Regions from separate parts of the Mus musculus genome. Here all the other regions are linked to region 2. The links are chromatin loops, found by intact Hi-C in ENCODE. Cell type or tissue: left cerebral cortex. All regions are shown on one strand. Region 1 holds the start of Chsy1 (chondroitin sulfate synthase 1). Region 2 has its middle 70 kb from the start of Chsy1. Region 3 overlaps Chsy1 (chondroitin sulfate synthase 1). Region 4 has its middle 9.6 kb from the start of Gm33442.

Region 1 (8,000 bases), 70 kb before region 2:
TCACCAGCTGACAAGCACTGGGGGAGTGGGATGCAGAAGGGAGAGGTGTCCTCCTGAGGATGGGACCATTGCTCAAATTGTGCAGTTGTGGAAACTCTGGCCTCGCTTTAGAGTAATGGCATTTAACTGATGTTTAGTTATAGATCTTTCTTTGCTAAAGGAGGATCAAGCCTTTGACTAGAGCAAACCTTGTCATGAAGGCGTCCCCTAAAGACATTTAGACTATCTCCTGAGTGTCTGTGCATCACCACCTACTGGTTAATCTTCTCATCTGGCTATTCTACTTCATCTGGCTGGCTGCCAGTGCTGTGCTGTGTCTTCTAGCTATCTGTCTCTGAGATACATGTGTGCACCTGCATGCTTGCCTGTATAAGAAACATGCCTCACAGAAACTGCATATAGAACTCACAAGTAGACCAAGGATGCATGAGGTGCCTGTGATGGCTAATCCTGGTTGTCAACTTGACTAAGTCTGGAATCAACGGAAACCAAGATTCGGGGAAACCAAGAATCGGGGAACACCTGTCTTGATCGGATACTTTGAGGTGGGAAGACCCAAGCTAAATCTGGTCTGCACCTTCTGGTAGCAGCCCACATAAATGAAGAGAAGTTTTGCTGCTGGCCCTCACTTTTTATGTCAAGGTCACCTACCCCGCTGCTAAGGCATTCCTTTCCTGATACTAGTGCCTACTTCTTTGAGAATCCAGCAGAGACACCCAGCTTCATTGATGGAACAACTACCAGATGGCTGGACCTTCCAATGGGAGACAGCCATTGTTGGATCAGTTGGACTACAGCCAGTAAGCAAATCCAATAAACGTCATTCTAACGTATATAGGGTCTACTCATTCTGTTCCCCTAGAGAACCCTGGCTAATGCAAGCACTAAGGACGTCCTAGCTGACAAATGTCACATCCGCTTCTGTCAGGCAGCTGTAACATAATCAACAATGGATTGTCATTTCCTGCCTCAGACTGGAAATGCTCCAAATACAGGGAAATATTGAGGAAAAATTGGGGGGGGGTGGTATTGGGAATTGAACCCAGGCCATGTGTATAATAGGCAAACACTCAGCTATACCTGAAACCCTTCCTTCCCTCCTCTTCCCCTTCCCCTTCCCCTCCCCCTCCCCCTCCCCCTCCCCCTTCCCCTTCCCCTTCCCCTTCCCCTTCCCCTTCCCCTTTCCTTTCCTTTCCTTATTTAAGTTTGAAACAGGATCCCAGCAACTTTCCCAGGCCTTGCACTGACAGTCCTCTTGCCTCAGCTAGGAGTGCAGGCATGTGCTCTGAAGAATGACTAAGGTAATGAGGCTCTTGACTGTGAGTTTAAAGTAGTGTTAGTACTGAAGCAAAGTTCCACTGGACTAATCAGGGTTAAGTGGTGTTATTAGAGTGGCCATTGCAGTTGTTCATTACAGGCAGCAGACAGAACCGCTGAAAAAACAAAAGAAGCATTTCTGAACGTTTAACTTTTTTTTTTTTTAAAGATGACTGCTTTTCCAGGGACCTCTGTTTGAGGCTTGAGTCCAGTTGCTGTGTCTTTAAGGAAGCTTGTACAGGGAACCCTGTCAGCTATTTGAGGCATGCTGCCAACAAACAATTGAGGTATTTGCCGAAGGTTTCCAAGAAATTGCAGCAAATCCTACAAAATGTTATACCTGTTATAAAGAAGCAGTCACATGTATTAGCAGCAGAAAAAAAGTGCCACGTGAGCGAACAAAGCTGCCATCTGTGAGAGCAGGGGACGTAGGCAGAGATCAGTCTTAGTTACATCATAACGAATTGCACTCATGCAAGCAGAAAAGTAGGTGAGCTGCCACTTGGGCATACATTTTGAAACACCAGCCTAGAGCTGCTACCACGGAGCCCTTCGGGTGCTGCAGTGGGAACACCCACATAGAAACAAGGAACTGACAGATCCCAAGACTCTGGACTTGGCCAGGTAGGACTCAGTGTGGAACTCACATCCCATTCCGGGCTAGACATGCATCCAGGTCAGGTGGTATGTGTGCTATCAAACATCTACAAGGGGCTAGCAAGATGGCTTAGCAGGTAAAGGTGCTTGCCAAGCCTGATGACTTAAGTGCGATTGTCATGCTCCACAGAGTGGCGAGAGCAAACCAACTCCTCAAAGTTTCCCTCTGACCGCCACACGGGTATCATAGCATGAGCATGAACACGACAGACACACACTGAATAAATGTAGTAATTTTAACTCTCTGAGGAGCGACGCAGGGTCATAGCTTCTCTATTCATCAGTTGTTGACTTGGTAACTGACGGACTTCTAGGAAGCGGGGAGCTGGGAACAAGATGTTCAACATTCTCAGCAAATTCCTGACACACACACATTCCTGTCTTTTCATTGGACTTAAGTTTAGAAAATATAGACCCGTCGAAAGCAGGCTTGAAGATAGTGAGGGCATTGACTATGTCACAGCGTCCAACATCTGTGTCTTGCCAGATTTGCGCTTTATGTAAATCAGTGTGAATTATGAATTATGGGGCAGCTGCTGAACTTGGGGGCTCTGGTGACGTCTTGGTGTTTGTGGTTATGGTCTTACTGGAACCTTTCTCTATGGTTTCCCAGCCTGTAATTCATGGCTAGGTGTCCTGTATTTCCCAGAGACCACTGCTGGAATCTGGTCTTCACTACACAATGAATATTTTATCCTTAGATGTGGACCATCTCTTACAGGGAGAGTCAGGGGAGGGGAGGCGATGAACTATTTTTGAAATAAATCACACGTGTCAAAGAAAGTGGTACTATCCAAAGAATAAACAGGAGTAGCCACCATTCAGTGGTGGGGAGGACTGTGCTTCACACAGCTTTGTGGCTTAAACTGGAATATTTCTGTTGTTTGATTTATTAATCATGAAAAGGAGCTACAAGAATAGGCTGCCCATCCACCCACCCCACCCCACCCCACCCCACTCGAAGCACTCTTGTTTTGTTGTTGTTTTAATATTTATTTATTTTATGCACGAGTACACTGTCGCTGTCTTCAGATACACCAGAAGAGGGCATCGGATCCCATTGCAAATGGTCGTTAGCCCCCATGTGGTTGCTGGGAATTGAACCTCTGGAAGTCAGTGCTCTTAACCGCTGAGCCATCTCTCCAGCCCCATTTTCTATCTTTTTGTTTGTTTCTTTGATTGATTAAATGAGAACTTCTTAGGCTCTGGGACCGTAGTTCAGAGGATAGAGTACTGGCCCAGTGTATCAGAGGTCCAGTGGCTGATCCCTGGCACCAGGGCTGGTAGCACACAGGCCTGGAATTCAGGTGACTCCAGTTCCATAAGCAAGAGGATCTGGAGTTCAAAACGATCTGCAGCTTCAGCTAGCACCTGGGCTCTATTAGAGCAGGTCCAAGTGGCTACTTTGCGATTATAATCCTAACACATTGGTGACTAAGAAATAAAATTGGTATTTACAAACATTTGTCATGTGGGCACCCAAGTTGAAGGGCTTTCGTTTTTAACAAAACGTATAAAAGTTAAGACAGAGCAAATATAGGGAAACTGGTATCCAACTTAAAAATCCATTCAGCGAGCCTAACTTACTTGGAGACCTCCAGAATAGTAAGAGATCCTGTTTCAAAAAACTAGGTGTATGGCTCCCGAGAACCCATCCCCCACACCACGTACACAATCCATATCCGTTTTATAAATCTACTCTTAAAAATACTGACAGACTTAGGTGAGGGGGGTACTAACCAGCTCTCTGCTCACTGGGACTAAATACAGGTATTTATCATCTAGTGGTAACTCACCCACCCATCTCTTCAATATCCATTTAAAAAACTAATATGCCGGGCTTGGTGCCGCTCGCCTTTAAGCCCAGCGCTCGAGAGGCAGAGACAGATCTCAGATTCTCTGAGTTCGAGGGCAGCCCTAGCTACTTAGCGAATTCACGTTTCGCTCCCCAGCCCGCAAATCCCCTAGCGTTCCTAGGTGAACTGTGGCCGTGTGTGGCTCCAGCCCCGCCTGCAGCGTACAAAGCTGCAGTGTGGACCCCGCTGTCCTGGCCACCGAGTCGGGAGGTCGGCCCGGGGAGGGAAGGGCGTGGCGGCTCTCGGGGCATCTGGGGAGCCGGTCAACTCAGTCCACGTGCGGTGCCGGACCGCCGGCTCCCAATGCTGGCGACGGGGGCGTGGCCGCGGGTACCGGGCAGTGGGGGTTGGAGGGACGCCCGCCCCGCTGTCGTCGATGCTATCCCACGCCCCTCCTGCCTGGCCGCAGACTGCGGGGCGGGTGCTTTTTTTTTTTTTTTTTTGGTTAAACTTTGGCCACGTGAACTGCCCCCCATTCACTTTTGCGCCAATCACGAGGCGCGGACGGATCCCGAGAGGGGCCACGGCACGCCGCCGGCGGGCCGCTTCTTAACGCGCGGTGCGTGACGTGAGGGGCTCCTTTGCAATGGCGCGCTAAGCCGGAGGATGTGCAGCTGCAGAGGCGGCGCAGGGCACCGAGAGGGCGGGCGCAGCGCGAGCCGAGCCGAGCCAGCCGGGGGACGCGAGCCGCGGGAGCCGCTGTCGCCTCGCGCCGGAGTCGCCGGCCGCGCGCGCGGGGCATGGTCCCCTCTTAAAGGCGCAGGCCGCGGCGGTGCGGGCGGGCGCGCGGAACAAAGCGCCGGCGCGGGGCCTGCGGGCGGCTCGGGAGCCGCGATGGGCGCGGCGGGCCCGCGGCGGCCGCGGCGCTGCCCGGGCCGGGCCTGGCGGCGCTAGGGCGGGCTGGCCTCCGCGGGCGGGGGCGGTGGGCTGAGGGCGCGCGGAGCCTGCGGCGGGGACAGCGGGACAGCGGCCCGGCGGGCGGAGGGGCGCGGGCATGGCCGCGCGCGGCCGGCGCGCCTGGCTCAGCATGCTGCTCGGGCTCGTGCTGGGCTTCGTGCTGGCCTCGCGGCTCGTCCTGCCCCGCGCCTCGGAGCTGAAGCGAGTGGGCCCGCGGCGGCGCCCCAGTCCCGAGGGATGCCGGCCAGGGCAGGAGGCGTCGCAGCCCGGCGGGGCGCGCGGCGATGCGCGCGGGGCGCAGCTCTGGCCGCAGGGCTCGGCCGCGGAGGGCGTCCCGCGCGACAGGAACTTTCTCTTCGTGGGAGTCATGACAGCCCAGAAATACCTGCAGACCCGCGCCGTGGCCGCCTACAGGTGAGCCCCCCTTTCGTGGATGCCATCGCCTGCATCCGGCATCCTGGCTGGCGGGCGGGCGGCGTTACGGGTTCCCCGGAGGCTTCTCTGGTAGCTGCCAGCGGCTCAGCGCAAAGGCAGCAGGGCTTAGGATGGTGAGCATCTCTCAAGGGCAAGGCTTTGGGATTGAGTACGCTGGCCTCAGTGTGTGTGCCTCTCAACCTCATCTCCAGGGAGACACGTAAGCTTTCTGTGTTCAAGACTTCTTTGTTAAAAGGAACGAGTCTCCCCCATAAGGTGGTGGCGAAATTCAATGTTGTACCTGCGATAGTGGAGGCAGAGTTATAATTTGAGTCTCTAAAATAGGCACTTTGTCATTTCGAAGGGAGAGCCCGCTTAAATTAACCTGGCTAGGGCTCCTCCGTACTGTACTTTAAGATTCTCACTTTTGGTGAGCGTTTCCACTCTGCCTTTGAGCAACACTCTGGTTTGTTAAGTAGAGAAAAAGAACCTTGAGGAAAAACAGTTTGTGTGATCGATTTAGTCATTGTAAGACTGCAGCCTGGTGTTCCCCAGCGCAGCCACCAAGGCGTATGCGTGGTAGGAAGTAACTGGGCCCTAGTAGGCTAAAGGAGTCAGTAGAAGTGGCAGCGATCATGTTCAGGATTAACAAAGGGATTAGCCAAAGCTGCCTTTAGAAAAGGAGATGGTTTTAGAGTGGAGGGCATGGTTAGAACTGTATTTGCATTGAAGTGAATCTGAAATACAAGAGGGGTAGACCCAGGTGAAGGAAGGGACTCGTGGAAACTTTTGTGTGTGTGAAGTACAAAAACCTTTACTGTACGGGTGAAGTCTGGCGTTCTTCCAGGCAGAGACTCAGTGGCAGGAATGGTTTCAGAGCACGGATGTTCTGGGGCTGAGCTTTGTGAGCAGGGCTATACTAGTTGATGTTTGTTTTTACATTTTTTAACCAGTGCTTTTATAACTTGGCTTTTGAATCCAGTTTCTGGTCTAAGTTTTCAGGCAGCAGACGGTATAAGAAAACAAGCATGGCTGGATCTCTTCTTTCTTTAACTCAAGTGAGGGATTGAGGAAAGAGCAGTTAAAGCGTTTAAAGGCTTGACCACCATTCCTGCTGCTAATGTCCAGAGGCTGCGTCGTGCTAAGAACAGTTCTGAATGGCCAGAGGCCACAGGTGGCAGGCTGTATGTGGACTAGCGGAGTAGTTTGAGAGCAAGTAGGCTATAGTTCTCCAGATGTTCTTTGACTTAATATCTTTGTCAAAAATTGAGGACCAGGGCTGGTGAGATGGCTCAGTGGGTAAGAGCACCCGACTGCTCTTCCGAAGGTCCGGAGTTCAAATCCCAGCAACCACATGGTGGCTCACAAACATCCGTAACGAGATCTGATGCCCTCTTCTGGAGTGTCTGAAGACAACTACAGTGTACTTACATATAATAAATAAATAAATCTTTTAAAAAAAATTGAGGACCAGATGTGGTGGCACCAGTCTTTAATCCCAGCACTTGGGAGGCAAAGCAGGTGGATCTCTGTGACTTCCAAGCCAGCCTGGTCTACATAGAATTCCAGGCCAGATATGACTAACACTGAGACCCCTCTCAAAAAAAAAAAAAAAAGTTAAGCAAACAAATAAACAAACAAAAAATGAGAAAAGGACCCTTCCCTCCTTTGGTTGAGAAGGTAAAGATGATTGTTAAGAAATCTGACAACCTGAGTTTGGTCCTCAGAAAGATCTCACAGGGTAGGAGAGAGCTGACTCTCCGGAATTGTCCTTTTGACTGTCACACCTCTGCCATGAGGTACATTTGCACGGCCACACAACAGATACTTGTAGATAAAATAAATGCCCTTTCAGCAATAAGGCTAAATTGAGGAAAAGGCCACTAGATTGTGTTGTGGTTTTGAAAATAAATCCATGAAATTACAGTTTAGTGACAGATGACATGAAATCATAACTCTGGGGACAATTGCCAGAGTAGTTTGTTCAGATAGATGATATGACCACCCCTCCACGTACATTTTTATTCTTATAAAATCAGTATACACAAGTCACTAGGGATCGTGCCTGTGATACCAAGAAGTATACATGTATAGTGTACACTAGTTTTATAGCTGACCATGGTTTCCCAAACCTCATCTTGCCAAGTTAAGTGTGTGTCATCCTTTCTGTCTCTTCTTTATTGTTAAGATTTTCTCATTGTTTTCTTTTAGGCAGTGGGGACTTACTCTTTATCTGTGATCTGAAGAAAGCAGAGCACATGAGACCTACTCCCTGCTGCTCAGGGTCCCTGCCTCTCAGCCCTGTAGTTAGATTGGCTAGCCTTAGGGAAAATTCAAGGGAGGCCTGAGTTGGGAGAGGGAGGTGGTGAGGTGGTTACAGCCTGGCGTAGAAGTCCACACTGAGCTCCATGTACAGTACTGTGTTAATGTAGTTTGATTCTTGAATCTTGTAGCATAAAAAGTGGAGCCTGAGTTTGTGTGCCACCCACCACACCTGGCTCATTCTTCATCATATGAGAAACTCCCAGCGTTCAAGAGATAGAGGCAGGCACAAGAGATAGAGGCAGGCAGGTTAGAAGTTCAAGGCCCAGGGCCTGGTGAGATGGCTCAGCAGTTAAGAGCACCGACTGCTCTTCCGGAGGTCCTGAGTTCAAATCCCAGCAACCACATGGTGGCTCACAACCATCTGTAATGAGATCTGAAGACAGCTACAGTGTACTTACATATAATAAATAAATAAATAAATAAATAAAATAAGTTAAAAAAAAAAAGAAGTTCAAGGCCCCCTGCTCCATGAGACTTGGTCTTCAAATAAACAAAACCTCCTTCAGTTTGTTGTCCTCATCTCTTCCTCATCCT
Region 2 (8,000 bases):
ACTTTAAAATTTTTGGTAATATTTTTTTAGATTAAGAATGTGTGTATTTAAGGCCCAGGGAATAGGTTATTGTGCAGAAGGGCATGCCGATGGAAGCTTCTCTTTCCAACCATCCTCCTAGCCCAAGACTTCCCATAGTGGACCACCAGATTTGTATGCATCTTGGTGAAGAAAGTGGGTGCATGTGTGTATGCAATGAAACAAAGAGTGTATCCTATAACAGAGACCCTGGCAGGAATATCTTTGGGTTCTTGGGATGTTTCAGGGCAGAGTTTCATGGCCCTCTGCTACCTGGAGACATTTGGGCTGACAGGGCTGGCAGGTGTGAGTGCAGTGGTTGGAGGAGTCAGTCCCAAGAGTGGTGGACTGGGATGGTCACAGAGAGCCATGGCAGGTGTTGGTAACTGGTACATCTCATTCTGAAGGAAGAAGCATTTTGCTGGACCTCATAGCCTGGGCCAGGGTAAGGCTGGCACTGGGCCTTGAGCCACAATACCCTGGGATCGTCGTGTTTCAAAAGGAAGGTGAGGGGCATACAGGACCATGAAACACCCATTCTCTGGGCTGTAGACACAGGCAGAGCCTGGGATAGAAGGTGGAGCTGTACCCTTCACTCAAGTCTGAAAGCAGGAAGGGGAAGTCGAAAGCGTTCATGAGCCGGCCAATCAAGTTCCAACTCTGAGCAAGTCTGTCCGCACCTCCTTCCTGCCCAGCCTTGTCCACATCCTGTTTTACCAAACCCTCAAGCCCAGGTCCCAGCCCAGGAGTAGGTATGAGGTGTCTTTTTCCCCAGATTGCAGGCTCAGGGACTTTGCTAACACACCCTTTGCATGCTGTCTGTCCTGGTCAAGCTCTGCCTCCTTCCTTCCCTGGAAGGACCACTCAAGGGTCTGGCGTTCTCTGCAGGCAGCTTTATTCATTATCCAGTGTGCTCATAGTCGGGGGACACTTCTCATCTGGGAAGGGAATGTTTACATTAAAAGAACCTGCAAGCTTTCAGGTGTGTTACTGTGGCACCAGTGTCCTTGTCTTTCAGGACACTTGAAAGTGAGACTCTTAGCTGCTGAGGTCCGATCAAGTCCCCAGGGCCTTAGGGGTGCCAGGTGCCAGCCCTCCCCACCCTGAACAGCACTAGCTCTGGGGATTAGGCTTCCTTACTGGTGGTTCAAAGACCTGTAATCTAGGTTACAAAGAAGCTTATGTGCCAGGCGACCAGAGCCAGCTTGGTCTGTGTCGCCTAAGGTGACTGCACAGGGCTGCCTTCCACCTAGGTGAGTCCCATGGTATTTCATAAGCCCTTGAAAGAAGTCATCTGTTGTTCTTGGAAATGTCCATCGTGCATTTGCTTAGTCTGACTCGTAAATGCAATGAAGATGTAAAAGTCGGAATCTAGAGGTGCAAACCACAGCAACGTGTACTTTAGTATTTCCATTAGGGAAATGCAGCGTTTGTTTTCCCAGGCTGGAGAGTTTGCTTGCTTGCTTGCTTGGTTGTTGAATCGTTTTGAAGGGATGCAAGGAATGGGTCTAAATCTTCAGAAACCACAGGTCCAACCAGAGCAGAACCCAGCTTATTGTTAGTGGAGTTAAACCGTTGAAGATTCTGTTGCCGAGTATCTTAGTTCACTGTTAACTAAGCTGCAGTTACAGGCTTTATGTTTTAATAATCTAAACCAAAATCAAATGTCTACCTTTAAAGAACATTCTAGCCATAATCCCTTTAAGATAGTAAGAGTAGTCATGCTAGATTGCCTTTAATGAGAAGGTTAGACAATCGGCCAAGTCATCTGGTGGGGCAGATAAGAAGCCCTGTAGTCTCGAAGGCCTTGTCTGTGATGAGCTGTTCTCTGAGTGAGACGGTCCAAGACAGCTGAGCTCATGAGGCTCCTGGCGGCTCCTTCTGTGACTCCTCACAGCCCCTTGCCCTTTGGAAGCCTCAGTTGCTCTAAGTACCTTCTCCTTTGAGCACAGAAAATCCTTCTGGTTGGACTTCAAAGTGACCTTTAACCTCTTTCATTCTGGATGAAATGTGGCTCTTCAGACAAAGCTAGATCCTATTCCCATAACTTAAAGGGGGTCCTTGTCCCCATGCCTCCACACCCCATGCTGAAGCTAGAAATAAGGACCTTTCTGAAAGTACGCTTTGAAAGAGTCTCAGTATTGTAAAGGAAGTATTTCAAGCCTCCGTTGGATTAAAAATCGGGAGAAATTCTGTCTACTAAACGTGTATAGGCTTTTTGCCCTTTTTGTTGCAGTGGTACACGGTAGTAGGTATTGAGTTAGAGGTGATTTAAAGCTACAGGAAGAATATTTGTAAGTTCTGTGTAGATCCGACACCATTTTCTGTAAAAGATTGGGTATCACAGATTTTGGCAGGGGCCCTCCAACCAATCCTTGGGTAACTGGGGTTTGACCATCTGTGACAACGTGCAGGCAACTGGGAGTTCATTTGGTCCACAGTGACACATTGTACCCGCTAGCATTTCTAATAAGGCTGACAGCATAGCTCAATGGTTAGGAGTGTACATTGCTTCTAGAGAACCTGAGTTGTGTTCCCAGCATCCACATAGGGTGACTCCAGTCCCAGGACCTCCAGCCCTCCTTTCTGGGCCTGCGGGCACCTGCACTTCCGTGAATATGTTTTCTCACAGACAGCACATTTAAAAATAAATCTTTTTTAAAAATTTTTTTCAAATTAAAACCAAATAAGGTACTGGAATATAGCTCAGTGGTTGCACACTTACCTACCATGTGTAAGACTGGTTTTGAGCCCCAGTACCACGCAAGCACAAAACAGGCATAAAGAAACCTGAACAACCAAATCATATCTGAGAATCACTGTGGGAAGACAGTGCTCAGTATGTTGTTGGCTGCACCATCCTAGGAAAAAGAGCTACTCCCAAACTCAACCCCATGGCCACAAAACTTGAGTCATGGCAAAACAAAGAGAGGGCAGACATAATGGTGAGTCAGGCGAGCTTCAGACACATAGCCTTTTAGGGAATGTGGTCCACTCGGAGCCTTGCCCTGGAGACAGATGAGAAATGGAAGCCGCCAGCTCACCATAGGGGGTTCCTGACATGCTGGCATGGCAGTGGTGCGGGATAAAGCGGGGCAGTGCCACCAGGTGTCCCTCTAGAAACCAGGTATGGTTTTTCTGGTGGGAAAATGCGTATTTGCAAATACATGGGGGTGAACTTGATTGGCAACCATGGAGCTACTTAACCTGTGCCCTAGGCTAGTTTTGAAGGCTATTTTATAAAATTACATTTAATAGGTGTTAGTTAAGATTTTTTTTACTGTCGATTGGGGATGGTGGCATACACCTTTAATCCCAACACTCTGGAGGCAGAGGCGGGTGGATCTCTAAGTTTGAGGCCAGCCTGGTCTACAGAGCAAATTATAGGATAGCCAAGACTACACAGAAAAACCGTGTCTCAAAAAAACCTAACAAAACAAAACAAAAAAACAAGAAAATGGATGTTGGCTTTGATGTTCCCGGAAGACCCAGTACATCACTAAGTTGGAAGATAGTGTTTAGCCATGGGTTTGTTCCAGCAATGAAGACTCCACAAATGGGAGTTGTATCAGAAGAGTGGGCAAAGGAAGACAGCTGGGCAGGGACAGCACTTGTCCCACCCCCAGCACCAGTGCCCTGAGGATTTCGTTAGGGACCTTGGGCTGCAGGGAACTGACCATAGTCATATCTGCCCTAGCGACTTTCCAAGGTCCAGAGGTAGATGTGGCAACCATCAATGGGAAATGAGTTTACATTATGACTCGTGGGTCTTTAAAATTAGATTCAGAGGTAGGCCTTTCCCCCTGAGAGGCTGTGCCCTCAAGATCCTGAGTGCCAGCCGTTTCTCTGAGATGGCTTGTCAGGGCAGTGACTGTCTGGGCCACATCCTTGGGCGGATGTGACTGGTAGATTTCATCAGTGTGGACGGATTGGAAAGCCCTGTCCAGCCCCAGCTGGTTTCCTGTGGGTCTGCCAGAAGTCGCTGGGCAGCCTTAGGTGCTGTGCCTGCCCAGAAGTTTCCTCTCAGCTGCCAGGGCCAGCGCTGAAGCAAGGAATATGTTTGGCTTCCACTTGCTTCTGTTAGCTCAGAGGCTGTAGGCATGCGCACACCATCTCTCTAGCCTCCCCTCATGTGAGGGCTGCTCAGGGTGGCGCTTCCCTTTGAACCGCAGCTAATTGCTCCCTGACTGCTCCACTGCGCAATTCCACCCAGGGCCCTCTCCCTACCTCCCGGGAGGAGTGCCCCATAGCAAGCATCCTTCCTGGCTGCCTCTCAGTTTCAAATGAGGAGGAAAATATTCATGAGCCCCAAGACTCAGAATCACATAGAATTCCAAAGAATAGGTATAAAACTGCCACAGATTGTCCGAAAAAGAAGTCATCTGAGAGAATTCGAGGTTGCCAACGTGCAACAGGAATGCTGTGCAGGCTGAATTCTGATTGTGACATCAGGAACACAATCTCTACTTGGGACAAACAATGGCTGTGCTTTGGCTCTGAGTGAACAGGTATCCGTTACCTCAAATCTAGGACCAGTGCCAGTCTGTGGCTCTGGGGTGAGCCAGAGAACCGGATGCAAGCATGCTACCCTGCTCCCTGCATCTCAGCCAACATCACTGAAGGCTGTTGCCTTACTGTGACTCTAAATTGGGAGGGACGCTGGCTCAGCTGTACATCCTGAAATACCAGGTGACCCAGGGCTCAAGACCAGAGGAAGGATAACGGGTCTTCATACTGTGGGATGTATCTGAGTAGCCCACTTTACAGATAACCCGTGGTTACATAGACTCATGAGAATGTGCAGGGAAGGGTGTCTACACAAAGGACTGTCACGCCATTCCCCTTACACAAGAGCCACAGGCTCGGAACCAAACAGAACTGAGTTTGGGTCAGCAGTGTTCTGGGCCAGCTCAGACTGGAGAACACGCCTCATTTCCAGCCCTGCCTGTGATATCACAATGCGAGTCAGTAATCATTTACACTTCAGGAAATGGCCAGTGCTTCAAAGCAGGCTTAATTTTTTTTTTTCTAAGTTGGTTTTGCCACAAAGCACTGGTTTGAGTCAACTCCATAGACCTCAGGTCCCAATCTGCTGCTATGTGATCTTGGGCAGATTTCCTGTGTCAGAGTTTGGTTTCCTGCTCTGTAAAGAGGGCATGGTTACCCATCTCCTCCCCAAGACTGACGGGGTATTTTGTGGTTTTATGTCAGCTATAATGGCAAGTACCATCACCACCTGTCATGTCCCCTGAAACTACTGCTTGATCCGACCATCCTGCACTTTACCCAGTGGTCCTCAGCTGCCTTTCTGACTTTACCTGTCCACATAACCCCTGCCTCATCTCTGCACCCAAGCATGAACCAGAAGAACCTGAGCTCCAGTCACGTGGCATCTGGAGTGCCCCCTCCCTCTTCTGGGCACACCTGCAGACTTGGCCAGTACCAGCCTCGGACCAAGGTTTCTTCCCGCTTGTCATAGCAGGTTCTAGGTTTTAGCTGCAAATGCCAAATCTTCACTTCCCTGTGACCCAGCTAGCATAGCGGACTGGGCAGGAGCAGGATCCAGCCATCTTGGAGCCCCATGAGGGATGTGATAAGTCACTGTGCAAAGCCGAGTTAGTCAGCCTTTGTGTTGGCTGGGGTATGTGTCAAAGGAAAATCAGAGCTAAAATGAGATACTCCTATAAAGGCAGCTGTGGCTTTCAGCTTTTCCAAGAAAAAAACCAAACGGCTCTCAGTGAAAGACAAGAGCCACGGAATACCTCTCAGCTGGAATCCTGAAGTGAGTGTTCCTGGGTCAGTGACTCAGTGCCTAGCACTCAAGGGCTGTTACCTCATTCATGGCTCTCTCTGTGCCTGTGAGTTCTGTGTTCCTGGCCTTGGCTTCTGATGAGAAACTGAAGCTCAGAGAGCGTGAGTAACGTGCCTAGGGTCACAGAGCTAGTAACTGATAGATCTGTCCAAACAGATGAGCCTCATTCTGGTAGCTGGTGTGTGGTGGCGATGGAGGTGGGGATGTGGTGGCGATGGAGGTGGGGATGGGAATGCGTTACGTGTTTTGCTTGTCAGGGATATAAGATCCTCAGCTTAGAGTACTCACCTACTACCAGGAAATGGTGGTCACTGAACGGAGTCAACTGTTTAAGAGCTAAAGACTCATACATAAGAGATCTTTAAAACTTTTCTCCACCTTAAAAAAAAGTTAAACTCTTTGATTGTGAATCGGCCAGTCTAGGCTACATAGTAAAATTCTGTCTCAAAAAAAAAAAAAAAAAAAAAAAAAGTAGTATTTTGTAAAGGTTTCATGTCTTAGTGTATTTTCCACTGCCACAACAAAACACTTGCCATCAAATACTTTATGAAAGGTAGAATTTTATTGGCTCACAGTGCTGGGGACTGGGATGTCTTGGTCTCTGGTGAGGGTCATTGGTGTGGTGGAGGGCAGCTCATGGCAAGACTGAACAAGCACTCTGGATTTGGTCTCTTGTTGTTGTTGTTGTTGTTGTTGTTGTTGTTGTTGTTAGACATCAGCTCCTGCCAGCATGGGACCCATCTTTACAACCTTCCAAAATCTCACCTTCAAACACCATCAGTGTGTGGATTTCAGGATTAGGTTTCTAACACATGCATCTTGGGGGTGGGGGAAGCGCATTCAAAACGAGCATTCAAAACGTGTGTGTTATTCAGTACAAAATAGAAGAAGAAAAAAAAGTTTCAAAATAGGCTTGGAAGATTTTAGCTCCAGGAATGATAGGATAGTTTGTATCAAATTAACCCTCTTACAGACAGTAACTGTCCACCCCAGAAAAGGCAACAAATTTTTAAAAAATGTAAATGAAGAAATGACTCAGTTTTTAGGAGGCCTGCCTGTTCTTTCAGAGGACCTAGGTTTGACTTCCAGCGCCCACAGGGTGATTTACAACCATCTGTAACTCCAGTTCCAGGGCATCTGACGCCCTCTCCTGCCCTCTGGCGGCAACACATGCACATGATGCACAGACAGACATGCAGGCAAACCATCCATTCACATGAAAACTTAACTAATTAGAATCAACAACTAAGATGCCGGTGAGGCTCTGAGATCATGACCAGATGGGGCCATCCTACTCTAAAAGAAGGGATCTTCACTGGGTGAGATACACATTGAACAGAGTAGACCACTTAGAAGCAGGGGCGGGGGGGGGGGGTTAGGACTGGAGTCCCACTGTTCTTGGCTTGAGGTGCTGTAGGAAAGAGTTTGGAGCTGCCAGAGCAGCTGGCGGTGGGGAGGGAGGTCTCAGGACGAAGTGGGGCCAGAGGCTGGAATGACTGAGCCTACAAGTCTACTCCTCTCCAACCCTCAATTGAATTCTAAGTTTGTTTGCATGGGGCAGACTCCAAGGAACCAGGAGAAGCAATAGCTGGACATCCTGCAAAAGCAAATCAGATTAGCTCCTGCTGCGGGGGAATCAGAATCTCATTAAATTAGAGAGCCAGGCTGATGGCTCAGTGGGTGAAATCCTACCATGTGAACCTGATGGCCTGGGTTCAGATCTCCAGAACTCACATAAACGGCCTCAGCCTCGCACTGGACGCAAAACAAGACCCGGGCTCACCGTTGCTGTTCTGCGTTGACCCAAGGCCTGATCTGCAGAATGGACTGTCAGGAGATGGCTGCTGGACTCAGCCCAGGACCCCACAGATCACTGTCACATTCTCCCTAGTCCTTGCAGGGCCCTCTCTCTATGGCAGTGGTTTTCAACCTTCCTAATACTGCAACCCTTTAATACAGTTCTTCGTGTTGTGGTGACCCCCAGACCATAAAGTTATTTCGTTGCTACTTCATAACTGTAATTCTGCTACTGTTATGTATCAAAATGTAAGTATCTGTATTTTCCAATGGCCTTAGGCGACCATTGTAAAAGGGTTGCAACCTGGGGTGTTGCTACCCCAAATTGAGAACTGCGGATTCATGGGGCTCTCTGGCTTCTGCTCACTGGTAC
Region 3 (8,000 bases), 51 kb before region 2:
CAGGTTCAGAGCATTTGGATTTTGGATTGGGGTACTTGACTGGCATATCCACATTTTTTTAAAAATATATATCCACATTTTTTAAAATGTAAAAGTACTTAAAGGATATTCAGCCTGTATTTTATTTGTTGTCATTTTTATATTGGAAGTAATCCATATAAATGAATGATTGTAGCTAAATTACTTAAGTTCTTAGCAGTAGCCTGAAGCAAAGGAAAGGACATTATGATGACCTTAAATTAGTTGTTCTCAGCTGGATACGTTGTTTCCATTTAGTTGGTCACTGATCTTTCACTGGCTGGGAATTTCGGAGTGTGCATGCCTTTTCTCCTGCTGTGGTCACTTGGTGCCTCCCATGGCATAGCATAGAAGACGACTCTGCTTGGCTCTGACTCTAGTTCTGCTGCATTTTTCTGTCTCTCCAGTAGCACTCTGCCGTGCTCTGCACCCTGCTTTGACTGTAGCGTCCTGGGCACTCACCCTGCCTTAGGGCAGCATCCTTGTTCAGGGCCTCCTTTGCCTGTGTGCTCCTTCTGAGAGCATCCACACGTGGCCATCCCGACAATGTCTGTCTGACAGCTCATGACTCCCAGCTGTGTTTTGGTTCACCATTGCGTCCCTCTTGCTTGGCGCAAGAGGAACTTTGCAACAAGCTTTGTTGACTGGAAAATTTGATTCCGTCATTTATTTCTTTTTTACATTTTATTTACTTTGTGGGAGTGTGTGGGCGTGTGCATGCCGTGGTGCAGATGCAGAAGTACTTGGAGTCAGTTCTCGCTTTCAACCACGTGGCCTCTGGGGACCAAACTCAGTTTGGTGATGAGGCTTGGCAGTTTGTTTCTTCACCTGCGTAGCCATCTTACAGAGCTGAGGGCTTGTCAGTAGGAGTTGATGAAATCCAAAAGTTGGCTACCTAGATCTTGCTGAGTCAGTTTGGTTTCCAGCTGTAAGTAGAACTTAACAATACCTTACCCTCCCTTCACTTGGGGTTCTTATGAAAATGAATCTGGAGTCAGTGGAGTCTCCATTGAAGGAGGCAAGCAGACCAAATTTAAGCAGTCACATAATGATTCAAAATAAGCAGATACATGCATTTCTGAAAATAATTGTCCTCTAATCTGTATTTATTTTAATTACAGAACATGGTCCAAGACAATTCCCGGGAAGGTGGAGTTCTTCTCTAGCGAGGGTTCAGATACATCTATACCCATTCCAGTGGTGCCCCTGCGGGGTGTGGATGACTCCTACCCACCCCAGAAGAAGTCTTTCATGATGCTCAAGTACATGCACGATCACTACCTGGACAAGTACGAGTGGTTTATGAGGGCAGACGATGACGTTTACATCAAGGGAGATCGTCTGGAGAGTTTCCTGAGGAGTTTGAATAGCAGCGAGCCCCTCTTCCTCGGGCAGACAGGACTGGGCACCACAGAAGAAATGGGGAAGCTGGCCCTTGAGCCTGGAGAGAACTTCTGCATGGGCGGGCCTGGTGTGATTCTGAGCCGGGAAGTGCTTCGGAGAATGGCACCACACATTGGCAAGTGTCTCCGGGAAATGTACACCACCCATGAGGATGTAGAGGTGGGGAGATGTGTCCGGAGATTCGCAGGCGTGCAGTGTGTCTGGTCTTATGAGGTAAGAGCAGAATTCTTTATGTGGGAAAAACTGTCAATTTTGCCTTTTGAGCTCTGAGTTAATCATAGGAAACTAGCAATACCAGCCTCTTCAGGGTTAGCACTGGTATAAGTTATTGGTACATGTTTTAGCCTTAGTTTTTAATTTTTAGAATTCTCATTACCCAGATTCCCCCTGGCCTTTTAGACTCCTGGGCCTTTAGAGTATGCCTCTGGACTTCTGATGTCTTTTAAAATAAATGACGGCACTTGGGGCTTGAAGGAAACGTAGGGTTTACTGATGGTCACTGCGACCTTTTTCCATGAAACCCAGAATCATCTGATTTCTGTTGATTCCAGGACCTTCTGCAGGAGCATAGGCTGCTCCCTTGTTTTCCAGCTCCCAAAGGCTCCCACTTTCGTCTGGTCAAGATGACCTACACAGATCAGAAACTTACGTGTTTTGAACTTATAAAATGGTCAGCGATGAGAAAAAGCCAGGGTTGCAGCACCTAGAGGTACAGCGTGTGCTATGGCGTGTGCTTAGCATCCCCAGGGCATCTCTAGCACCAAAGAGAAACGATTGTGAGAAACCTTGACTTTTGACTTGTAAGTTTATGATATAGTTGTCCCTTTCACACTAGGTAGCAGGCAGGTCTGAGTGAACACATGAAAGCTTTAAGGAAGTCTGCTTGCAGGTATTTGCTCTTTAATAAGAGAGCATGAGTTCATTTTGGGCTTTTCTGTTCTATTGGCACATGTATGCCTCTTGCCTGTAATTTCAGGATCAAATAATGGTAGCATGAAATGGATTGTTGTGTTTAGTTTAGTCAGCTATTTGTGGTTGTGAAGAGCAGAGGAACTGCTAGGCCCTTTGCCCAAAGCAAGAGCTTGCCCTCCTGCGTGAGCCCTTGGCTCTGTCTTAAAGGAAGAAACATGCTCTTGCCCTTGCTTGCCTGCCCTGAACTACAGCTTGCTTTTAAATATCTTACAATTACTTTGTTTTTTCTGCTTAAATTTTTAGGGAAACAGCAGTTTTAAGTGTACAGGAGTGGGTCTTCATGCAATTTGTTTTTAAATTGGTCAGTGTTTTATTTTCCTTTTACAATCTAATAACTACTTGATGACTGCACATGGGGTAAGTCTGCTCGGTAGTTCAGAGAGCTCCCAGCGGTCATGTTTTCTTGACAGTCTTCGGTAGTGAGGTAGTGAGTGGAATGACCTGTATGACGTCACTGTTAAACCAGCAAGGCTGCAGTTATGAACCCCATCCTTCTTAGGATGGTTGGTAACTTGGACATACTTTCCCCAAATCACCTTGCCTCCTTGTGTGACAAGGCCCAACTCGCTCACGTTCACTTCAGTAACTGGGCCTTTGGTGATCACACCCAGTGTTGTATATAATGGGGATGATGGATTCTTTTTCACACTGAGAATAGGCAGGCAAAAGGTAGCTTTCAGCTCAGGGTGTGTGACATGGGCTCTTTTGAAACATAGACCCATTGGCCTAATGAACGTTTCATATTTAGGTGGTTTTCTTGTCAAACCATCACCAACAAAGCATTCTTTTCCGTGCCTTCTGTTTTCTTTTTCCTGTTCAAATAATTTCCAGTACTTCTGTTTCTCCTTGGGCATGAACTTTGGGTAGAGGGACCTCCCATTTTCCCACCTTTTCTTTTCGTTTCTGCTTAATCATGTTGGAAAGGACTTTTGCTCTCTACTACCCCTCTCTGTCCAGCAGATAGGCAGGGACGCTCCCTGTGGGGTCTTCTCACCATCCTTCTGCTTGGTGTTTCTCTTTTTATGCATCTTAATAGTCTTTTTCATTTGTATTTTCTCAGTATGGTGTTTATGATAGAGTTCAGCCTTCAGGCCAGTCTTCTTTGAACACTCATGGGCCTCCCAACCTTCTTTCTTTCTCATGGTAGTCCAAACAGTATCCATATCGTTTGCGGTGCAATTCAATATATTCATTTTGTGGCATGATGACAGCTGCTGAGCGGCTATCCGTGACCGCCCGGGTTCCAAAAACCTCTTAATTTCTGGTGTTAGTGGTCCACGAGCCTGCTTCATTCCCTTCATGTAATTTTTAAATTTTAAGTTAACAAAGGTACATTTTAAATTCTAAGTATGATCTGAGGGAGTCTTTTAATCTCCATGAGCCTTGCTGTCTCTGCCTGCCTCCATTATCTGGTGGTTGTTCACTATGCCAGGGGAGATCTCTTTTCTCATTAAATTTTGCAGTGAAGAAAGCTGTCTAAGTTATTGTTCTATTTTTGTGAAGAGATAACATGACCAAGCAGTTTATAAAGAAAGCATTTAATGGGGCTCTTGATGACAGTTTCAGAGGGTGAATCCATGGACAAAAGGCTGGGAGCACACAGTCATGGTTCTGGAGCAGCAGCTGAGAGCATCCTGCACAGGCAATGTGCAGACAGAGAAAAACTGGGCCTGTCGTGAGCTTTTGAAGCCTCATAGCTGACCCCCAATGCCATTTCTCCTCCAACAAGGCCACATTTTCCAGTCTTTCCCAAATAGTTCCATTAACTAGCAGCCAAGCAATCAAACTTGGCCTATAGGGGAGCCATGGTTCTTTAAACCAGCACAAAAGCCATTTGAGGATTTCATGCTGTGTTAAGTAGACTACAGCCAGCAGTGTCTCTGCATTTCCCCATCCTTAATTAAATGTTATGACCATAACATTCTTCTCTGTGTGAAAATACGTAACGCTTTGTATGTGTTGGAATGCTTTGTCTAAGACTGGCCTAAAAGTGCTGCTCCTTCTGCCCCCACAGTGCAGGCGTTACATGTGTAAACCACCATGCCCAACACTTTTATGTGTGGGTAGAGGTCAGGGTCTCACTCTGTGGTGTATGCTGGCCTGGAACTCTCAGAATGCAGGCATTGACTACCATTCCCACACAGCTCAGGGCTTTTCTTGAGAATTAAAAAAATAATTGTGTCTTGATGTAGTCATCAATATCTTATAGGTGCTACTGAATAGAGTCAGTATCTTGAGGTAGATAGAGCAAGAACTTTGATTTAGGGAGAGTGCCAAATTGTAGGTGTAGAGTGGGGTCTACAGCTCTAGGACGTGAGAGACTGAGGGGTGATTTCTTACCCATCAGGAAGTAATCTGATGTGGTCAGAATACCTGTGACTGATATTGTGGGCACTCAGACGTTTGTAAATACTCTTATTGGTTCAGATGACTTGATAAACAAGCACCTCTCTGTGGTGTTTTCCCCTCTGCCTCGGGAGCCTAACAGCAGCCACAGGCGGCTCTCCCCAGGAATGTAGGGCAGGCAGGCAGGAATGTCCCTACTGCTTTGCAGTTCTTTAAATGCCTTATGATGACACTGGTTTTCCTAGATTTTCCTGGCTGGCCCTTCCTTGCTTGTGCCAGAGGTTCCTCCCTTCTGTGAGTTGCCTGTTTGTAGTTTTGGCCCATGTTTCAGATGTTGGTCTTAAGAGTTTTGTTCAAGTGCTTTGTTCTCAACACAGTATCTTCTGGACTGTGTGCTTTGCCTTTTTGCCTTCACTGAATTATAGAATTTTTAAAAATTGACCAGTTGTGAGTCTAACTCTAGCATAACCTTTCTTTGATGGATTGTGCTTTTTATTTATTTATTTTTATTAATGTGAGTGGGTGTTTACCTTCATTTATGGCTGTGTGTTCATAATGTGTGTGGACATAGTGTGTATGTCCATTGCCCATGGAGGCCAGAGAGGAGGGCTGGGTCCCCTAGAAAAGGAGCTGCCATCTGGGTGCAGGAACTGAACCTGTGTCATCTGGAAGAGCAAGCAGTCAAAGCTCTTAGTGACTTCTTAGTATTTTAAGAAATTGTTCCTTCTTTGGGTCACACAGATTTTATCCTGCATTTTTCTGCTTGTTTGAAAAATTTCCCTTCTTCATTCGTATTTTAAGAAATACATACAAGGGCCATTTACCATTGGATCAGCCTGCCTGATACCTGCACCCATCCCCCATCGCTAAGAAATTCCATGTTCTACAGTCAGGCAGGATTAATCCTTAAACTTCCTGTAAGATAATTATGTTAAGCTTTGAGTCTTGGAAGATATTTATTTTGCTCTATTATAAGCCTAGCCAGAGGAGTAATTTTTTAAAAACTTGCCTTGAAGTAGAAATAATTCCTCAGGTAATAGCTGTGTAATTAAAATGACTCATGAGGAATAGTTGTCAAAGCCAAAACTCAGATTTATTTCTAAGCTTATTTTTTGATTATTGCTGGGACTTATTAATAAATGCCTTTAAGCACATGTTTTTAAATGATTTTAGTTTCACAGAAGCTTAAATTCTGGTTAGAACTGGTGCCTTTCATGTAGAGTAAAAACTGTTACCTCAAATTACTCAAGGGTTTGTGAGACATGGTGTTGAAGCATTGGAAAAGTGATTTTGTGTGTGTTTGGTTTTTTTGTTTGTTTGATTTTTTTTTGTTTTTCATGTAACCCTAGCTGTTCTGGAGCTGTATATACCAGGCTGGCCTTGAACTCAGAGACTCTGAGGTCTATCTCCCAAGTGCTATGACTAAAGGCATGTGCCACCAGTGCCAGTCAGCTGCCCCCCTTTAAACTTTTCATTGAATCTTTGTGAATCAGTTTGCACCGACCCATCTCCCTGTCCCTTTGTATCTTCTCTCCACCCTTGCAAGCTCCCCCCCCCCAAAAAAAAACCCCTGAAAACATCTCTCCATGTAAGCTGTATTGTGTTACTGTGTGTCACACAGTATACTCTTTTGCCTAAACATCTTTCCTTGCAGATGTCCATTGCAGTGAGTCATTGGTCTGGTATGCTGCTACACTATCAATACTGGGTCTTTACTGGGACTTCTCTCAGATATCCTGTGGTTGCTCTGTGCTGTGGAGATCCTGTAACTTTGGATCTGCAAGACCTCCCCTTCACGTGTTTCAGCAGTTTCTAGATGGGTACATGTTAGGGTGAGCCAACTCCAAGCCCTGGATCAGGGACCTACCTAGATGGTAGCTGAGTAAGTCAGCCCCACCAGCTTTCCTGCATCCACACTACCAGGGCAAGCTCTCCAGTACTGCCCTGACTAGACCTGCAAATGCAGGTTCCCATAGATGCCAGCAGAGGGTATTGGATCCACCAAGAACTGGGGTTATAGGCAGTTGTGAGCCACTCAGTGTAGGTACAAGGAACTGAAGTCCAATCCTCTACAAGACCAGTAAATGCTTAGTCCACTTTTAGTCTTGGAGTGCAGTTCTGAAGAAAATCCATGCCTCTGTCTCACCTCTTAAAGGACTTCTAGGCTGATCATTTTGACTGTGGTCATAGACAAGGCTAGAGTAGATCTGGAAAATGAGTTGGATATAGGGTAAGTTCCAAGACCATATAGCCCACTGTTTGTATAGTTTTTCTGTTTCTCTTGTACAGAGTTCTCTGGATTACTTCGTTTAGTTAAGATTCAGAGTCCTGAAAATGCTGCTTCTAGGCATTCTCACCAGTGCTCTTTGAACTTTTATGGAGGACATGGTTTTGATTTGTTTACTCTTCTGTTTCATTGATACCATCTAAGATCATCCTTTTATTGGATGCCCAGTTTATAGCTTAAAGTATCTTCTCACTTAGATACGTTATTCTGAATATCTCTTTATACTTTAAGAAGTCAAACAAATTGGAAAAACTTATTACATGTTCATTACAAAAATAAAATTTGTACCTCTTTCATTAGCAGCACATACTTCTGGTGACACTGGTACTGAAAACATCCCTGTTATTATTTATATCATAGAAATAAAGAAAGCATAGCCCCTTGTAGTGGTTGGCATGAGAATGGCCTTAATAGGCTCACATTTAATTACTTGTTCCCTCTCCAGTTACAGAACTGTTTGGGAAGGATTGGGGTGTGGCCTTTTGAAGGAGGTGTGTCACTGGGGACAGGCTTGGAGATTTCAAGACTCTCTGCCTCGAAGGAACTTGAAGATCAAGATGTAATCTCCCTGCTATTCCTTCTGCCATGTCTTTGCTCTGCCATCATGGGCTCTAGCCCTCTGAAACTGTAAAATGCTTCTTTTAGAAGTTGCCTTGGTTGTGAGGTTTCATCACAGCAGTAGAAAAGTAAACTAAGACAACCCTACTCTCTCATACTCTAGAAGAAATAGGCTGGAGTATAAACAAACAGAGAGCAAGGTGTGTGGTCTTAAGACAGCAAAATGATTAGCATGAGAAGTGGTGGATGGAGAGGCGGGGGTGGCACAGAGGTTGAGACATGGCAAGGTTGGGCTGGTGAGGACTTTGGTCACAAATAGGCCTGGACTTGAATCACAGTGCTTCTCATTTTAGCTGTGTGGTCTCATGCAGCAAGTTACCTAACTTCTGGAACCTGAATTTATTTACTCTTTTTT
Region 4 (8,000 bases), 64 kb after region 2:
TTTTTGTTCTAGAGCGTTGAGGTGTACTTTTAAATTGCTAGTGTGAGAAAACTCTAATTTTTTATGAAGGCACTTAGTGACATGAACTTTCCTATTACCACTGCTTTTATATGTCCCATAAGTTTGGATATGTTGTGTCTTCGATTTCATTGAATTATAGAAAGTCTTTGTACTGGCTAGTTTTGTGTCAACTTGACACAAGCTGGAGATATCACAGAGAAAGGAGCTTCAGTTGAGGAAATGCCTCCATGAGATCCAGCTCTAAGGCATTTTCTCAATTAGTGATCAAGGGGGGAGGTCCCCTTGTGGGTGGTGCCATCTCTGGGCTGGTAGTCTTGGGTTCTATAAGAGAGCAGGCTGAGCAAGCCAGGGGAAGCGAGCCAGTAAATAACATCCCTCCATGGCCTCTGCAACAGCTCCTGCTTCCTTGAGTTCCAGTCCTGACATCCTTTGGTGATGAACAGCAATGTGAAAGTGTAAGCTGAATAAACCCTTTCCTCCCCAACTTGCCTCTTGGTGATGATGTTTTGTCCAGGAATAGAAACCTGACTAAGACAGTCTTGAATTTCTTTCTTTATTTCTTCTCTAATCATTGAGTTAGTTGTTCAGTTTCCATGAGTTTGTGGCCTTTCTGTTGTTTCTGTTGTTGCTGAAGTCCAGATTTAATTCATGGTGTTCTGATAAGATACAAGGAGTTATTTCAATTTTTTTTTTGTATCTGTTGAGGCTTACTTTGTGGGGAACTATATGCCAATTTTGGAGAATATTCTGTGAGGTGCTGAGAAGAAGGTATATTCTTTTGTGTTTGGGTGAAATATTCTGTAGATATCTGTTAGGTTCACTTGATTTATAGCCTCTTTTAGTTTCATTATTTCTCTGTTTAGTTTCTGTCTTAAAGACCTGTCTATTGGAGAGAGAGAGTCCGGTCTTGAATCTTCCCATAATTATTGTGTGGTGTTCGATGTATGGTTTAAACTTTAGTAATGTTTCTTTTACTAATGTGAGCGACTTTATGATTGGGGCATAGATGTACAGAAATGAAACATCATCTTGGTGGATTTTTCCTTTGATGAGTTTGAAGTCTCCTTCCCCATGTTCCTTGATTAATTTTAGTTGAAAGTCTATTTTATTAGATATTAAAACCGTTACACCAGCTTGCTTCTTGCATTCACTTGCTTGGAAAATTTTTTACAGACCTTTACTATGAGGTAATATCTATCTTTATTGCTGAGGTGTGTTTCTTGAATGCAACAGAATGATAAATCCTGGTTTTGCATCCATTCTGTTAGGCTATGTCTTTTTTTTTTTTTTTTTTTTTTTTGGGCATGGGGAGGGGAGTTGAGAGCGTAGAGACTGAGAAAGGCAGAGAGAGAGAGAGAGAGAGAGAGAGAGAGAGAGAGTAGAGGAGTAGAAGCTGGCCATGAACACATGGAGAGAGAGGGGGGAGGGGGAGGGGAATGGGGAGAGAAGAGACAGACAGGAAGGAAGGGGCAGGGGGAGGAGAGCAAGAGGGCGAGAGAGCCAGTTGGTGGGAATTGAGTCTACTGGTATTTAAAGGTGTTATTGATCAATGATTGTTAATTCCTGTTATTTTGATGATGTTGTTGGTGTGTGTGTTTGTGTATGCTTTTTAAAAACAAAAAAGATTTATTTATTTATTATATGTAATTACACTGTAGCTGTCTTCAGACATCCCCAGAAGAGGGTGTCAGATCTCATTACAGATGGTTGTGAGCCACCATGTGGTTGCTGGGATTTGAACTCAGGACCTTTGGAAGAGCACTCAGTGTTCTTTAACCACTGAGCCATCTCTCCAGCCCTTGTGAATGCTTTCTAATTTTGTTTTTGCTAGTGTGTTATTTCCTTTGTTTGCTTCCGTGTAGTTAGCTTTCTTGGGTTGGAGTTTTCTCAAGTATGTTCTGTAGGGCTAGATTTGTAGATAGACACTGTTTAAATTTGGGTTTGTCTTGGAATATATTGTTTTCTCCATCTACGATGATAAAGAGTTTTGCTGGGTATAGTTGTGTAGGTTGGCATCCATGGTATTTTACTGCAAGACATCTATCTGTCCAGGCCCCTTTGGCTTTTAGAGTCTGTTGAGAAGTCGGGTATAATCCTGATAGGCATTACTTGTCCTTTTCCCCTTGTAGCTTTTAATATTCTTTCTTTGTTCTGTAGATTTAGTGTTTTGATTATTATGTGGCAGGAGGATTTTCTTTTCTGGTCCAATCTGTTTGGTGTTCTGTAAGCTTCTGTGTTTATAGACTCTCTCTCTTTAGGTTGGGGAAATTTTGTTAAAAACATTTTCTGGTCCTTGGAACTGGGACCCTTCAACTTTTTCTATTCCTATTATCCTTAGATTAGATATTTTTATAGTATCCCTGATTTCCTGGTTGTTTTGTGTCAGGAATTTTTTAGATTTAACATTTTCTTTAACTGATGTATGATTTTTTTCTTCTTTTCTCATCCATATGAAAACTTGATTTATTATTATTTTTATTGGTTTATTCTATTTATTTACATTATATCATCTTTTTTTCTATTCTTCTTCACTTGATGTCTTCTATCTCCTGTGTTCTGTTGGTGATGATTGTGTCTGTTGTTCCTGCTGTCTTCCCTAGGTTTTTCCATCTCCAGGATTACTTCAGTTTGTGTTTTCTTTATTGCTTCTATTTCCATTTTCATATCTTGAGCAGTTTTAATCATTTCTTTCACCCTTTTAATTGTATTTTTGTGTATTTCTCCAAGGGATTTATTCATTTCTTCTTTAAAGGCATCTGTCATTTCTATAAGGTTGGATTTAAGGTCATTTTCTCGTTCTTTGGTTGTGTTAGGATACCCAGAGCTTGCTGGAGTGGGATAGCTTTGCTCTGAAGGTGCATATTGCCCTGGATCTTGTGGATTGTGTTATGTGGGCCTTTAGCCATCTGGTTGTTCCAGGATGGTCCTGGTGTAGCAGGTATCAGGAAGGTGAGCCTAATCTGGATATTCCCAGTGTAGCAGGCCTCCTGTGGGCAGCCTTGGATGTTCTTGGTGTAGCAGGCCTAGATGTTTCTTGTGCTGTGGGCCTGGTGGAGGCTGGTGGAGTGGTGGACAGACAATGGAGATGGTGGACAGTAAGCAGCTAGTGCAGGGCAGCTGGACTTACATTTGCTTCCTGTTGGTGAGCACAGCTGTCCCCTTTGCTGTCACCGCTGTCCTTCTTGGAATCAGACCACAGCCTGCTATAATTTCCAACATGGACCGAAGACCAGCAACTTTCTCAGAAACTGTCAGGCCATCATTGCCAGACTACTATTGCCAAATCATCCAATACCCAGTTCCCTTTGCTACGCAGATGGCCATAGCTGGACTATTCATATTCTAGTGTGTAAGCTATTCTAGCAAGTGTCCCAGAAATTCAGTCATAAGACACCTTCTTTAGGAGCAGACCATAAAATCTAGAACAAGATCATAAAACCCTCTCCCAAAGAACAGCTTGGTGATAACCACAAAAATGGGGGAAATATCTTATCTCAGAATGGGACATTTGAGCTGGGTAGCCCTATTAGAAAGTCAAGCATTCCTCAAGAAATGTTCTAGTCTAGAATTAGTGGGTTTGGTTGTACATGGGATAGCTGTATCATGTTATGTAGAATATCCCTTTGCTATTGTCTTCATCTGGAAGTTAAACATGCCGTGAGAAGATGAGTTGTTAGGTGAATAGGGGGTGGGCCTGTAATGGTTAATCTTCTTGTCAGCTTGATTGAGATACAGAATTAATTGGGACAGGCCTGTAAGAGGCCTGAGGAGCACTCCTGGGAGGACTAACTGTGAGGAGGAAACACTTCCTCTGGTGGGCAGCACCTTCTGATGGACAGAGGAAAGGAAGTCCAAGGGGAAGGCAGTGTTACTTGCTAGCTGCCTTTCCCTTCTTGCTGGTGAGTGCACCTCTGCTGCTGCTGCTGCTGCTGCTGCTATCACAGTACTGTCCTCCACTGGTGACACCAGACTGCAGCTCCTTTGGCCTCCCAACATGATGACTGTCTTGGTTAGGGCTTTCGTTGCTACGAAGAGACACCATAACCACAGCAACTCTTATAGAAGAAAACATTTGTCTAGGGCTGGCTTACAGTTTCAGAAGTTCCATCCATTGTCGTCATGATGGGAAACATGGCAGAGTGAAGGCAGGCACGGTACTAGAGAAGCTGAGAGTTCTGCATTTTGATCTGCAAGCAGCTGAAGGAGCATCACTGGATGTAGCTTGAGCATAGGAGACCTCACCTGCCCCCACAGTGACATACTTCCTCTAGCAAGGCCATACTTCCTAATAGTGCCATTCCTGCACATGAATCTATTGGGACCATTCTTGTTCAAACCACCACAGTGACATATGCTCTTCAGGATGCTGCCAGGCCTTCAGTACTGAATTGGAACTGCTGAGACATCCATTTTCAGGGACTGATGAGACACTATTGACTTGGTCTCCCCATTGTGCAGAATACCGCTATTGGGGTGCCCATATCTAGTTATATAAGCAGTTCTAGCTTATATTATGTATGCCCCCTCTCTCTGTGTGTACTCTAATCTACCAGGTGCACTGTGGCCCAGACAACAGAACTTCCTGGAGTTCCCCCCCCAAAGCCTTTCAGTGACAGCCTATTTGGAAATCACAGCCCCAAAGGCATCATCAGTCCATCACCTGGAAAGCCAAAGCTGCCTGTGTTCCAGCTCTGCCTGGCCTTGGGAACAAGGCAGGGGACTTTGGCCCAATAGTGACAAAGGAGGTGAATCAGGTCTGGCTCAGCCTTGGCCTCCGTGTATTGTCTCTTAGATTTGGGACAGCTGGTCAGAGTGACTCCTAACATTTCTGGCAAAGTAGCTGGACTCATGCTGTGGGTTCCAGCTTCCTGACCACCCAGTGGTGGGTGGATGCTGCCATCTAGGCACCTGCATCCCAGCCTGGATCTGGTCCAGCCTCACTTTTTTATTTGTGCAGTTGTTCTTTCTCTGGCAGTCTGGCCAACTGTGCTGGTCTCTCTGGGCAAGGAGCTCATTTCTCACCTCCATCAGGGTGTTTCCAGGTGGGTCTAGGACAGCGCCTAGCCCTCAGGAGGTATATGATCCACCAGGCTGGAGATGTCACACTCGATTTGAGCCTGACTTATCACCCTCATTAAGGAAGCCACTCCTGGGAACCCCTGGGCTCAGTGAGCAGAGCCGAAAAACCCGGAAGAAAAGCTTCCTGCTAGCCCAGGGGCCAGGACTTCCGAGAGCCCGTGAGTGAGAAGGAGCTGATAGAGTCTGGACAGTACCTGGCTCAAAGGATTCAGGCACCTCTTTTGTTTAGACCACCACAGACCCTGAAACTGGCCCTAGGGCATGTTCCAGAAGATGAGGTGCAATGTATACAGCCTTTGGTGAGGCAGAAACCACCCAAGCTGGACATTTCACGCACTGTTCCCTAAGCTGTGTCTTCCAGTGGGCCATCCTCCAACCCGCCATGCTTACATTGCCCCAGAGGCTGGGGTTAAGCCTCACATAAATACAATTAGAGTACGGATCCCAGGTGCTCCAGCTAGGAATGGACAACCTTGGCTTATCTCACCAGGGCCAAGACTGTAAACATTCTCCTTTCCCTTCTCATTCTGGTAGGTGCAAGGATGGCTGGACAAGAGTCTTCCCCTAAAGATCATCTCACAACCCTCTGAGCCCCTGCTTTAGAACCATGGGATGCTTGCAAAGCTCCAATGCCCAGATCCTTACCAACACTATCCAAGACTCTGGGGTGGTCCAGCCTTTAATAGCCTCAGGGGAATGGGCTTTCCTCCATCACTGAGATCCTGGATCGTGCTTCTGGCTGCTTTGGTTAACGGTCAACAAAAGATAATTTAATGACATATAGACACATCTGGATGGAGAAGGGGATAGTTTGAGAAAAGCCAGGGCATCTCGTTACTCCTGGAGGAATGTGAGATAGAAGGGTTGGGACAGGGGAAGATGGGATGCGTTCTAGGTAGGTGGAAAGTGGTTGTCGTCGGATCAGAGTCAGAAGCAGGTAGTATGCTCTGGGAGAAACACCAGGGCAGGCTGGTTACCCCTAGGGGAACACCAAATACAACTTTAGGAAATTGGGATAATAAGCTGAAGACAAAGGAGAGCAGGATCAGTTCTGCCCGTTTGAGGTTAGGGTCCAGTAGACATTTATAAAAGGTCATGGTCGGCAAACTTTGTCAGCAGGCTCCAGCATCCTGTAGTCTCACACTGTCTGCCTTCCACCAGCACCCATGGGAGCCATGGGGGCCTCAGAGCAGCTGCTACTGGGCCCTGGTGCCTCCCTGATGCTCCAGATACTTCCAAGCTGTTCCTGTATCTTGGCTATCGCTCAGTGATCTCAGCCAAGATGGAGATAAACCCATCACCAAATCCGAGTCCCGAAGGCCATAGCAACTGGCCAGCCTAGGGTACAAAGGATCTTAGATCTTTGTTCTGGGTCTCAGGCCCTGGCAGAGGAGGAGGTGGCTTCTCCAAGTCACTCCACTGTGCCTGGCTGAAAGAGCCACTTCATGAATTGTGCACAAGGTAATTCAGACAGGGTTTGAATGCTGCAGTCTCTCTTTGCTTTGTTTTGAGGATCTGGAATTCTCCCTCACGAAATGGGGAGAGTCATTTATTTCATCAGCAACCCCAAGACACCTGCTAGGTCACACAGCAGCATGGGGGGGGGCATTCACTGAATGCTTCACGCCAGACCTTCCACTCAGATGTCCCTATGAGGGTGCTCACAGCAGATCCGGGCAGATGCCTTTTGGAGCCATGACTCTTACTGGACCATCATGGGACAAGCCTCTGGCCTCCCTGAGCCTCAGCTGCTTGGACCACACAGTGCTGACTGTGCGTAGAATGTGAAACCAAAGGAACAGCGTTTGGTGGATGGGGAGTACTTGGTCATTGGGATCACTCTTGTAGAACAGGCAGCTCAGGCACAGAGGAGGAAAGACGTTTTCCCAGAGCCACACAGAGAAGCTGAAGTTCATACGCAAACCTCTCTGTTCCTTCCAGATGACTCTCTTTCTTTGAAACCACATCTCAAGGGAAACTTGGACACCCAGAGAAACCACACCACGGTCCCGGTTTCTTTCTGCTGGGTGTCATATACATGGAATCCTGTCCACTGCGGACATGTTTTTGTGGTGGGCACCAGACACAGTCCTCACACATATATGACAAGTGTTCTCTGCTCCTAGGCAGAGTCTAGACCCAGAGTCTCTCCTACTCAATGGTGTCCCTCTAAACTGTACTATCTCACAGGGTCAGTTAGCCCCTCAGAGTAGATGAGCCCTAATTTGAAGATTGATTTATTTCTTTTATGCATATGAGTACACTGTTGCTGTCTTCAGATACACTAGAAGAGGGCATTGGATTCCATTATAGATGGTTGTGAGCCACCATGTGGTTGCCGGGATTTGAACTCAGGACCTTCAGAAGAGCAGTCACTGTTCTTAACCGCTGAGCCATCTCTCCAGCCCGAGCCCTAATTTGGTGAGCTCCTACTGATCCCTCAAAACCCCGGCTCCCACATCTCCGAGCCGAAGAAAACCGGGTTAGAGACAGACTTTAGTAAGGACAGTCTGTAGACTGTTGCTCAGGCAATGGGGATGATCTTCAGAATCCAGAATTTCTTTCCTTAAATGTTTTTTTTTCGTGCATTTTTCAGAATTTAGGGGCAGGAGCAGGAGGCCTTAGCTCATGCCTGCCAGTTGCCCTGTGTGATTGAACTCACTGCTTATCCGTTGATCTGTTCTGCACGGCTGCCCATGCTCTCTCATACTTTTGCCACGCCTGCCTGGCACTGCATTCATGTACCCCTGGCACAGCTGGCCTGGTGCAGGTCAAAGGTGAGCTGCATTCTGGTCTCTCCTGCGAGCTAGGAGTGTGTGTGTGTGTGTGGGGGGGTTTCCATGTTCATCCACCAGCAGCACAGACCAAACCCAGACACAGACAGGACAGACAGACTCGCT

Evidence for each region. Hi-C counts contacts between places; a loop is a spot of excess contacts. Peaks named below come from ENCODE experiments on the same cell type or tissue, not always from the same donor. Only the 100,000 strongest peaks of a DNase experiment are listed, where the experiment ranks them.
Region 1: it touches region 2 in a loop (2.2-fold over the local background); 16 of 42 quality-filtered maps call a loop at or near these places.
Region 3: it touches region 2 in a loop (2.2-fold over the local background); 8 of 42 quality-filtered maps call a loop at or near these places.
Region 4: a loop joins it to region 2, with 2.2 times the contacts of the local background. A loop is called at or near these places in 6 of 42 quality-filtered maps.

The regions. Positions count from the first base shown.
Region 1 is chr7:66,105,087-66,113,086 of GRCm38, forward strand. Chsy1 (chondroitin sulfate synthase 1) reads left to right here and starts at 4,406. Exons shown (of 3, transcript NM_001081163.2): 1 at 4,406-5,141. The coding sequence starts at 4,825. In left cerebral cortex, CTCF peaks have their summits at 3,041 (motif pointing right), 3,935 and 6,530 (motif pointing left); DNase peaks (open chromatin) are centred at 1,794, 3,055, 4,392, 4,950 and 2 more places; H3K4me3 peaks cover 2,358 bases; H3K27ac peaks cover 1,905 bases.
Region 2 is chr7:66,175,300-66,183,299 of GRCm38, forward strand. No RefSeq gene overlaps it. Among named protein-coding and RNA genes, the nearest start is that of Chsy1, 70 kb to the left of the region's middle. In left cerebral cortex, a CTCF peak has its summit at 7,000 (motif pointing left); a DNase peak (open chromatin) is centred at 4,020; H3K27ac peaks cover 546 bases.
Region 3 is chr7:66,124,103-66,132,102 of GRCm38, forward strand. Chsy1 (chondroitin sulfate synthase 1) reads left to right here. Exons shown (of 3, transcript NM_001081163.2): 2 at 1,140-1,635. It also overlaps the pseudogene Gm18988. Among named protein-coding and RNA genes, the nearest start is that of Chsy1, 19 kb to the left of the region's middle. In left cerebral cortex, a CTCF peak has its summit at 4,189; a DNase peak (open chromatin) is centred at 1,479.
Region 4 is chr7:66,239,066-66,247,065 of GRCm38, forward strand. No RefSeq gene overlaps it. Among named protein-coding and RNA genes, the nearest start is that of Gm33442, 9.6 kb to the right of the region's middle. In left cerebral cortex, no CTCF peak of the experiment used is centred here; no DNase peak of the experiment used is centred here.